Linked DNA regions of Homo sapiens: region 2 is linked to region 1. A link is a loop called in an ENCODE intact Hi-C map of the cell type or tissue named here. Cell type or tissue: gastrocnemius medialis. All regions are shown on one strand. Links, peaks and the distances in the headings refer to the core of each region. The heading gives the core; the rest is flanking DNA.

Evidence for each region. A loop is a pair of places that touch in the nucleus more often than their neighbours do. Peaks named below come from ENCODE experiments on the same cell type or tissue, not always from the same donor. Only the 100,000 strongest peaks of a DNase experiment are listed, where the experiment ranks them.
Region 2: a loop joins it to region 1, with 15 times the contacts of the local background. A loop is called at or near these places in 2 of 110 quality-filtered maps.

The regions. Positions count from the first base shown.
Region 1 is chr12:107,673,821-107,678,211 of GRCh38, forward strand. No RefSeq gene overlaps it. Among named protein-coding and RNA genes, the nearest start is that of PWP1, 9.8 kb to the right of the region's middle. In gastrocnemius medialis, for the core only: a CTCF peak has its summit at 2,622 (motif pointing right); no DNase peak of the experiment used is centred there; H3K27me3 peaks cover 432 bases.
Region 2 is chr12:108,616,610-108,621,000 of GRCh38, forward strand. No RefSeq gene overlaps it. Among named protein-coding and RNA genes, the nearest start is that of SELPLG, 15 kb to the right of the region's middle. RefSeq lists enhancers at 683-1,142, 1,723-1,772. In gastrocnemius medialis, for the core only: CTCF peaks have their summits at 1,691 (motif pointing left) and 1,896 (motif pointing left); a DNase peak (open chromatin) is centred at 1,652.

The sequences.
Region 1 (4,391 bases), core at 280-4,279:
GGTTTCTCCAACCACAGGAAAAGCAACATGAACAGCTTCTGGGATGAGCTAGATTGAGCCAAGTCCAATCCCATTCGGCTGTGTCATCACGGGGCAACTTATGATACCAGAGCTCAGGTATTGACAGTTCGGCCCTTCAGAGGGATTTCTGGGGTTTTTAGCTTCTTCCAATCCTGGTACTTTGGCCTAGATTAGGGCTTCTGGGAGGTCAAGAGAAATCCAGGTCACATCCATTTTGGAGGCTCCAATTATAAGGGCAAAAAGAGGTCGGGTGTGGTGGTTCACACCTGTAACCCCAGCACTCTGGGAGGCCGAGGCAGGAGGATTACTTGAGGTCAGGAGCTTGACACCGGCCTGGCCAACATGGTGAAATCCGAATCTACTAAAAAAAAAGTACAAAAGTACAAAAAGAGGCCAAAATAAGATTATAAAAATTTCTATTTATTTTAAATATTTGCACATAAGATATATAAATATTTGCATATAAGAAATTATCCCTTTTACCCCCCCCCCCAGCAATGGAATGCAATGTACTTGTACCATTCACAATATAATTGCAATATTTATACAATTTATGTATTAATTCACAGTGCCCTAGAGACAGGATTGCCTTACAGTAGGGTACAACCTGAAGGAAGCTTTCTTTTCCTTGGTCCTGTCAGTGTGTCTCTGTAACTATAAATATACTTACTTAGAAATAATATTAAAGATCAAAATTTACAGCTTTTTGAGGCTATATCATAAGGAGCAACAAAAGTTCAGAGGCAGGAAATAATAGTTAAAGCATACAAGTACTTACATGTTTATATACATATACGTATAACTATGTATAGTTAAAACATAAAAACTGGATATGTTGGGTAGCATTCTAAGTGATGTGTGCGTGTGTTCAAACTTTTATTATTATTATTATTATTATTTTGAGATGGAGTCTCGCTCTGTCACCCAGTCTGGAGTGCAGTGGTGCAATCTCAGCTCACTGCAACCTCAGCCTCCTGGGTTCAAGCGATTCTCCTGCTTCAGCCTCCTGAGTAGCTGGAATTACAGATGCCTGCCATCCCGCCCGGCTAATTTTTATATTTTTAGTAGAGACGGGGTTTCACCATGTTGGCCAGGCTGGTCTCATACTCCCAACCTCAGGCGATCCACCTGCCTCGGCCTCCCAGAGTGCTGGGATTACAGGTGTGTGCCATGTGTAAACTTTTATAGCAACATTTTGTTGTCATCTTCCTATTTTACAGATGGGGAAACCAAAACGGAGAGTGATTGAGTGACTTGCGCAAGGTCACACACCTCAGGAGTAGGTATGTAAGTAGAATAAGGATTCAAACTGAGAAAGTTCTGCTCCAGAGGCCACCACCCTTACCATTTTCATATGTAGCCTCTCATAAGGAGAGGGGCAGACTCAAGTAGATGTGCAGAATCATAGAAAGGCTTCAGAAAGTCTATAAAGAGTGGTTCAGGCATTGGAGTCAAGCAGATCCAAGTTCAATTCCAGGCTTTGACCCTTATTAGCTGTGAAGCCTTGGGCTCCCTACTTTAACCTAAAGCCTAATGGTCCCCACCAGTCAAGCGAGGCTATGTTGGAATCTGAGAACTAGCCCTGAGGACACAAGGAAAGGGCTCAGTCATCACAGCTGTGTCTGATCTCAGCCTCCGCCTTCTTAGATAATAAAAGTGAGGCTCAGAGACAGAAAGTGGGCTGCCCAGGGCCACACAGCAAACTATTGACAGTCCTCAGCACACCTGGTCCAATGTCCTGTGCATAGCATTGGCAGCTCTAAGCCAACTCATCTAGTCGACTCTGCCCCCTACAGCTTCTTGCCCATTTCAGGGCTCCAGATAGGCTTCTGCCCACCTGCAGGGCCACGCTGCCATACTTGGTGGTCTGTGGCAAAGTGGGTAAAGCAGGAACAACTGGAGAAGACACAGAACAAAACATGTGGGAAAAAAATGTTCAAGGTCCAGGCATAGGCTAGGTGTGGTGGCTCATGCCTGTAATCCCAGCACTTTGGAAGGCAGAGGCAGGAGATTCTTGAGCTCAGGAGTTCAAGATTAGCCTGGGCAACATGTTGGAAACCCGTCTCTACAAAATATACAAAAATTAGTCAGGTATGTTGGTGTGCACCTGTAGGCTCAGCTACTCGGGAGGCTGAGGTGGGAGGAGCTCTTGAGCCCAGGAGGAAAGGGTTGCAGTGAGTGCGGATCACACGACTGCACTCCAGCCTGGACGACAGAGCCAGACCCTGTTTTAAAAAAAAAAAAAAAAAAAAAAAAAGGGTCAGGTGCGGTGGCTCAAGCCTGTCATCCCAGCACTTTGGGAGGCCAAGGCAGGCAGATCACCTGAAGTCAGGAGTTCAAGACCAGCCTCACCAACATGGAGAAACCCCGTCTCTACTAAAAATACAAAATTAGCCGGGTGTGGTGGCGCATGCCTGTAATCCTAGCTACTCGGGAGGCTGAGGCAGGAGAATCGCTTGAACCCGGGAGGCAGAGGTTGCAGTGAGCTGAGATCCTGCCATTGCACTCCAGCCTGGGCAACAAGAGCTAAACTACTCTCAAAAAAAAAAAAAAAAAAAAAATTCCAGGCATAATCCTGGAGTGTCCACTAGGTGGAGCCACACTTCTGCATTCTTGGGTTCCCAAGAATTTAATTTTTTTTTCTATTGAAGAGCATGAATCTGGCTCATACGTGAGGGATTGAGAAGTTTCACTCAACCATTCATTCATTCAATATTTACTCAGCACCCACTCTGTATACCAGGCATGGGAATTCAACACTAAACGCAGTACTTAGGAGCTGTAATTATCATCCGGCAACAAATTCTTTGCTTCTGTGATGAATCTCACAGCCATGCAACAAGTACACCATCCCATCCTTAACAAGGTCTGAGAAGTCATCTTCCATTTATTCTTCCAGTATTTATTTGGCGTGTACTCTCTCCCAGGCCCTGGGCATGCTAAGATGGAAAAGACCATCTAGTGGAGAAGACAAACATATGACCGGTGTCCACTCAGCCTGACCCTACATGGTGACTGACGCCTGCCAAAGCCTGGCTCGAGGGGCGCAGTAACCATGCTCAGATCCTCCTTTCTCCTCTGGCATCACAAATGGGGAGATCAAAACCTTTGCCCAGCCCATCCTTCCTCTGCTTCTCATGAACAGTCTGGTCCATTTCCCTGTCCTCTCAGAATCATGCTGCTGATAAAGACATACCCGAGACTGGGCAATTTATAAAGAAAAATAGGTTTAGTGGACTCACAGTTCCACGTGGCTGGGGAGGCCTCACAATCACGGCGGAAGGTGAAAGGCACGTCTAACAGAGCAGCAGGCAAGAGCAAAAATGAGAATGAAGAGAAAGGGGTTTCTCCTTATAAAATCATCAAATCTCATGAGACTTATTCACTATGATGAGAACAGTATGGGGGAAACCACCCCCATTATTCAATTATCTCAATTATCTCCCGCCAGGTTCCTCCCACAGCACATGGGAATCATGGGAGCTACAATTCAAGGTGAGATTTGGGTGGGGACACAGCCACATCATATCAGGTGGGGTTTCCGATGGCAAGGATGTGATTAATTTCATTATATCCAGGGCTTTGGTGGAGCCTTTCACTTTTCCCTGGGCACGCATTTCTGTCTTTCCTTCCAAAAGAGGTGGCGTGGGTGTGGAAGGAACCACACAGGACTGAAGACGGAAAACACAGGCTCTGTCCCCCATCTTGACGCTTAGATGATGTGTGGTCTTAGATCAGTCACCTCCTTCTTCTCGTTAGTCTCCTCAGCTGTGGTAGATTAAATGTGGCCACAAATTCTTGACAGATCTTCCCATCAGGAGATGGCATCTTTCTCCACTTCCCTTGATTCCGCCAGGCAACACTCTTGTCCAAGTCACCGGCATCTGCCCCTTCATTACTGCAATAACCTCCTCATAGTTCTCCCCACATTCGCTCTGCCCACCCCACCATCCCCACCCCCACATTCCACACACGGGAGTTGGAATGACCTGAAATCTAAGTCAGATGATGTCATTCATCATCCTACGCCCCTACCCACCGCCCTGTGCCTCCCTAACCAACCACCCACAGCAAGACTGCATCTTCTGGCTCCCTGTCACCCCTCTTCCCTGTCTCCTCATTCATACTGCTATAGCCTCACCTCTGGGATTGTGACCCTGGAACCACATAGCTGGTCATCTGGAGACAGACTGGAGCAGAAAACCAAGGTAGAACTTGAGTTGGAAAGCTTATAGGGTTGAAGTTTCACTTTAACGCTGAGGTGTTACACAGAAGCTAGAGGGGGCAGAAAACTACCCAAGTCTGTGGAAAGGAGTTTTTCTGACAGGTGGTGATAGTGGTGGCATCAAGGAGGAGGGGACTGAGGGAAT
Region 2 (4,391 bases), core at 162-4,161, 940 kb after region 1:
ACTTTCTTCCCTCTATCCCTTCCCTCCCAAGTCAATAACTCTGTGTCCTTCAAGTTTCAACCATGATTTTCCTGACCCATGCCCCCCAGCTCTGGCCCCATTGCTCCCAGCATCTCTCCTCTGGGCTCAGGGCCCAGCCATAATCTGACATAATCTGATCTTTTCCTGGGTGATTATTTGATCAATCTGTCCCCCTCTAGACCATGAGCCCCAAAGGGGTCTCGAACTCCTGGCCTCAAGTTATCCGCCCACCTTGGCCTTCCACAGTTCTGGGATTACAGGCCTGTCCTACTCACATGGCATCCCAGGGCCTCTCACAGTGCCTGGCACATTCCATAGTAATCGGTGGCTTGGTTGAGTGGCAAAGAGGGATGGGATCTGGGGAAAGAATTTGGGGAGCCCCTGCCAGATCAGCTGCTGGATGAACCACCCCCAGGGTGGCAGCCCCAGCCTGTAAGAGACAAGGGACCTGGAACAAACTGAGCCCATCATCCCCCGCCCCCCATTTCCTGTCTACCCTCCTTCCTTCCCTGCTGGCAGAGCTGAAGTCAGCACAGTGTGGTTTCCTAACCGTGCAACCGGCTGGAGCAAGTGGTTCAGCTTTCTGAACCTCGGTTTCCCTGGCAAGAAAATGGAACAATCATTGCACCCACATTATGAGGTTGAGTCCTAAATGAGATAATGCAGACAAACTGTTTGACAAGGCACTAGGTATGCAGTAAGTGCTCAGTAAAGGCCAGCTGCTTGCCCCCGGCCATCCCTCTTAGTCCTAGGCCCCAGCTCTGCTGTGTTGTGTTCTCTGCAATGAGAGGGCTGCGCTGTACTCGGTTACCCTCCCAAGGAACAGCGCCTTCCCTCAGCAGCCAGGAGCCACAGAGGGTGACTAATGGGGGACTTCCAGGCCCCAGGGCAGGTCAGCAGGGCTGAGGTTTTGGGGCGTGGGATTCCCCCAGAACCCCGCTGTGATCTCAAGGACAGCGTGACACAGTGGTAAGATCCTGGCTTTCAGGTCTGGGTTCCAATCTCAGATCCTCTTCATGACCTGGGGCAGGTGACTTCACCTAGCTCTCATCCTCAGTTTCATCTTCTGTAAAATGGGGAGAATACTAGAACCGTCTGTGAGAGCTGTTTGAGGGGATTCACGGGGATATTGCAGCTGTGTGTGTGTTCAGGATGTGTTTGCTGAATGGATGAGTGGGGTGATTCAGGCTGGTGGTCCTCAAGGGCATGGGAGGCCCAGGCAGGAGGGGAGGGCACAGGGGTGTGCAGGAGCCAGACTATATCTGCCCGTGAGAGCTAATCAACAAAATTTTCAGAATTTTGTGTCAGTTGTTTAATAAATTAAATTCTATTATATTAAAAGCCAAGGTCATCAGTACTCAAAACTCACCAATTCCTAATAATTGTACTACATTATCCGATGATCGATGCCCTTGTTACTAACACCTATTGTATCATCAACTATATAATGGTTGGTAGCTCAAAATCGGCTGTGGGAGTATTTACATGGAAGACATTGGCAAATGCTACAAATCAGGACTTTTTCCCATTGGAAGCCAGTTGTTAAACACTTAACAGCACGCCACTGGCTTTGGGGCTCCTTCCTGGCTAAATGATCTCCAAGTCTGGCCCAAGGGAAACGCAGGCTTCCACCTGCTCTAAGAGCTGGCGGCGGGCGCCCCCTGGTGGCCGCTTCAAGCACCCGGCTTCGCCCACCCTGAATGAAATCCCACACCTTGGAGAGAGAGAAAACTGTAAAGGGAAGGTGGCCCTCTTCCAACGCAAATGGAAATCTGTGGTTACACAGCATCCTCAGGAGCTGTCAGGAAATAGGGGAAAGCTCCCAGGAAGACGAGGTGACAAGATCCCTGGGGAACAACTCAGAGGTCCTTCAGCCTGAGTCCACAGCCCCCTGCTGTGGAGCCTTCAGCTCCCCTTCTCTGATTTTTCTGATCCCTCCCAAAGGGGAGGTAGACTCAGTCTCTCCTGACCCATCAGCCTGCCGACCCCGGGTGTTAACTGACCCAGCCCATGGCAGACACTCCCACCTTCTTCCATCAGCACCCCCAGGACACTTTGAACACACCTGCCTGTGTGTATCAGATTTGATCCTTCCAGAAGTTCAGGGGAGGAGACAGACACTGCATTTCCAATATGTGTGGGCCCTCTCCCCACTCCTCCCCGATGCTGTCCCATGGCCTTTCCCCCTGACGGCTCTTTCCTACCTTTCCCTTGTCTCTTTCCTCCAACCCCTCTCTCCCAAGCCACAGCCAACCCCTGCCAGACTCAACCTTCTCTGTGAACTCCCCTTTTCCGGGATAAACCATTGGGGGCAAGGAAAGAAGTCCTTCACTTCCAAAGAGGCCATTGAAGGTATTTTTTTTCTTTTTCCTTTTCTTTTCTTTTCTTTTTTTTTTTTTTTTTTTTTGAGACAGCTTTTCACTGCTGTTGCCAAGGCTGGAGTGCAATGGCATGACCTTGGCTCACTGCAACTTCTACCTCCCAGGCTCAAGTGATTCTCCCACTTCAGCCTCCTGAGTAGCTGGGACTACAGGCGCACATCACTGCACCTGGCTAATTTTTGTATTTTTTGTAGAGACGGGGTTTCACCATGTTGCCCAGGCTGATCTCAAATTCCTGAGCTCAAGCCGTCCTCCTGCCTCGGTCTCCCAAAGTGCTGGGATTACAGGCGTGAACCACCACACCCAGCCGGAGGTATTTTTCAAGAAGAAAAATAAAGACTATCCCCTGAGATGACTTTTATTCCTCTCCTAGAAGGTAGAACAGAGTCTGTTTAAGCGGCAGCTTCTTTCTCTCTCTATGGAAATGACTGGAAGGTATTTGGGAGCAGAAGAGCAAGAACTCTCCAAATCCTGGTTTTCTAATCTGACTGAAACTGCCTTTGCAAAAATTATAACTGAGGAAATGATGACAGTGGAAGAGACCAGACCGAACAGACTCCATCTTGCTTCTAGCCTTTAAGCTGTCCTTGTTCATTCCTTCCCCAAAGTTAGGCTGAACTAACTTTGGGAAATAATTCAGTTCGTGTTTTGACTCTGAAACAAAATTAATAATATCCCTTCCCCCCGAAAAGACCCCCTTCTTGCCTGGGGACCGATCTGCCTTTGCAGGACTAACAAATTAGCTACAAGATTCGAAATTATGGTTTAGGGGTCATGCAGCCTCTGGCTCCAAGAGTCTAAGCCTCCCCAAATTGCTCCTGTGGATAACATCAGTATTGTAAAACCTCAGAGCACTACGTGAGATATTTTGCAGACCCCGCACTGGATGGATCAGTTGACACCACCTAGGCTGGTATTCTGGCTCAACCAGTTCTGCCATCGCAGCCGGGAACAGAAGACATGAAGAAAACCTCACTGCAACCCCCTATGACTGTATCTCCAACCTGACCAATCAGCACTCCCAACTTCCCAAGTCCTTACCCGCCAAATTGTCGTTAAAAACTCTGATCCCCGTCTCCTGTACAGCCTGCTCTGCATGAATTACTCTGTCTCCCTTGCAATTCCCCTGTCTTGATAAATCGGCTCTGTCTAGGCAGCAGGCAAGGTGGATCCACTGGGCGGTGACCTGACCCCCACAAGGTAGTGTGAGTTTTGAATGGGATAATGCAAGTGTTGCTTAAATAGCAGGGCCAACCTGGTTTACTGGGGCTGAGTTTCACGGAATATGGGACTTTCAGTGCTAAAATCAAGAAAGTTCCGGGCAAACTGGGACGACTGGTCACCCTATGCTTAAAATCAGGCGTCAGCAAACTGACGGAGCTGAAATGAGCCTGCCGCCCGTTTGTAAATAAAGTTTTATTAGAACACAACCATGCGCATTCATTTATGGACATATTGTCAGTGGCTGCTTTTGTACTACAAGGACAGAGTTGAGTTGTTGCAACAGAGGCTATGGTGTTGCAACAGTTAAGGCCTACAGTATTCACTGTTTGGTCCTTTAAGAAAAAGTTTGGCAGCTTGAACTTTTCCACCATTTGACAGCAAATCAGTGCTTCTGTGAGTTGTACAAAAGGTTGCAGGCTGCATCTAGGATCACCAATAAGCTACTGGCTGTTAATGAGAGACAGGGCCTGAGTGAAAAGGAGAGGTCAGGGTGAGCTTCTGGAGAGTGGGAAAGATTCTGTGCTTGGCCAAGCTTTAATCAGTCAGGCCCCTGAGTCCTCTCCTAGGCCCATCTGTGCACTTCCTTTTAAAATCCAGTTCTGGGCCGGGCGTGGTGGCTCACACCTGTAATCCCAGCACTTTGGGAGGCCAAGGCGGGAGAATCACCTGAGGTCGGGAGTTCAAGACCAGCCTGACCAACATAGAGAAACACCATCTCTACTAAAAATACAAAATTAGCTGGGCGTGGTGGCGCATGCCTGTAAT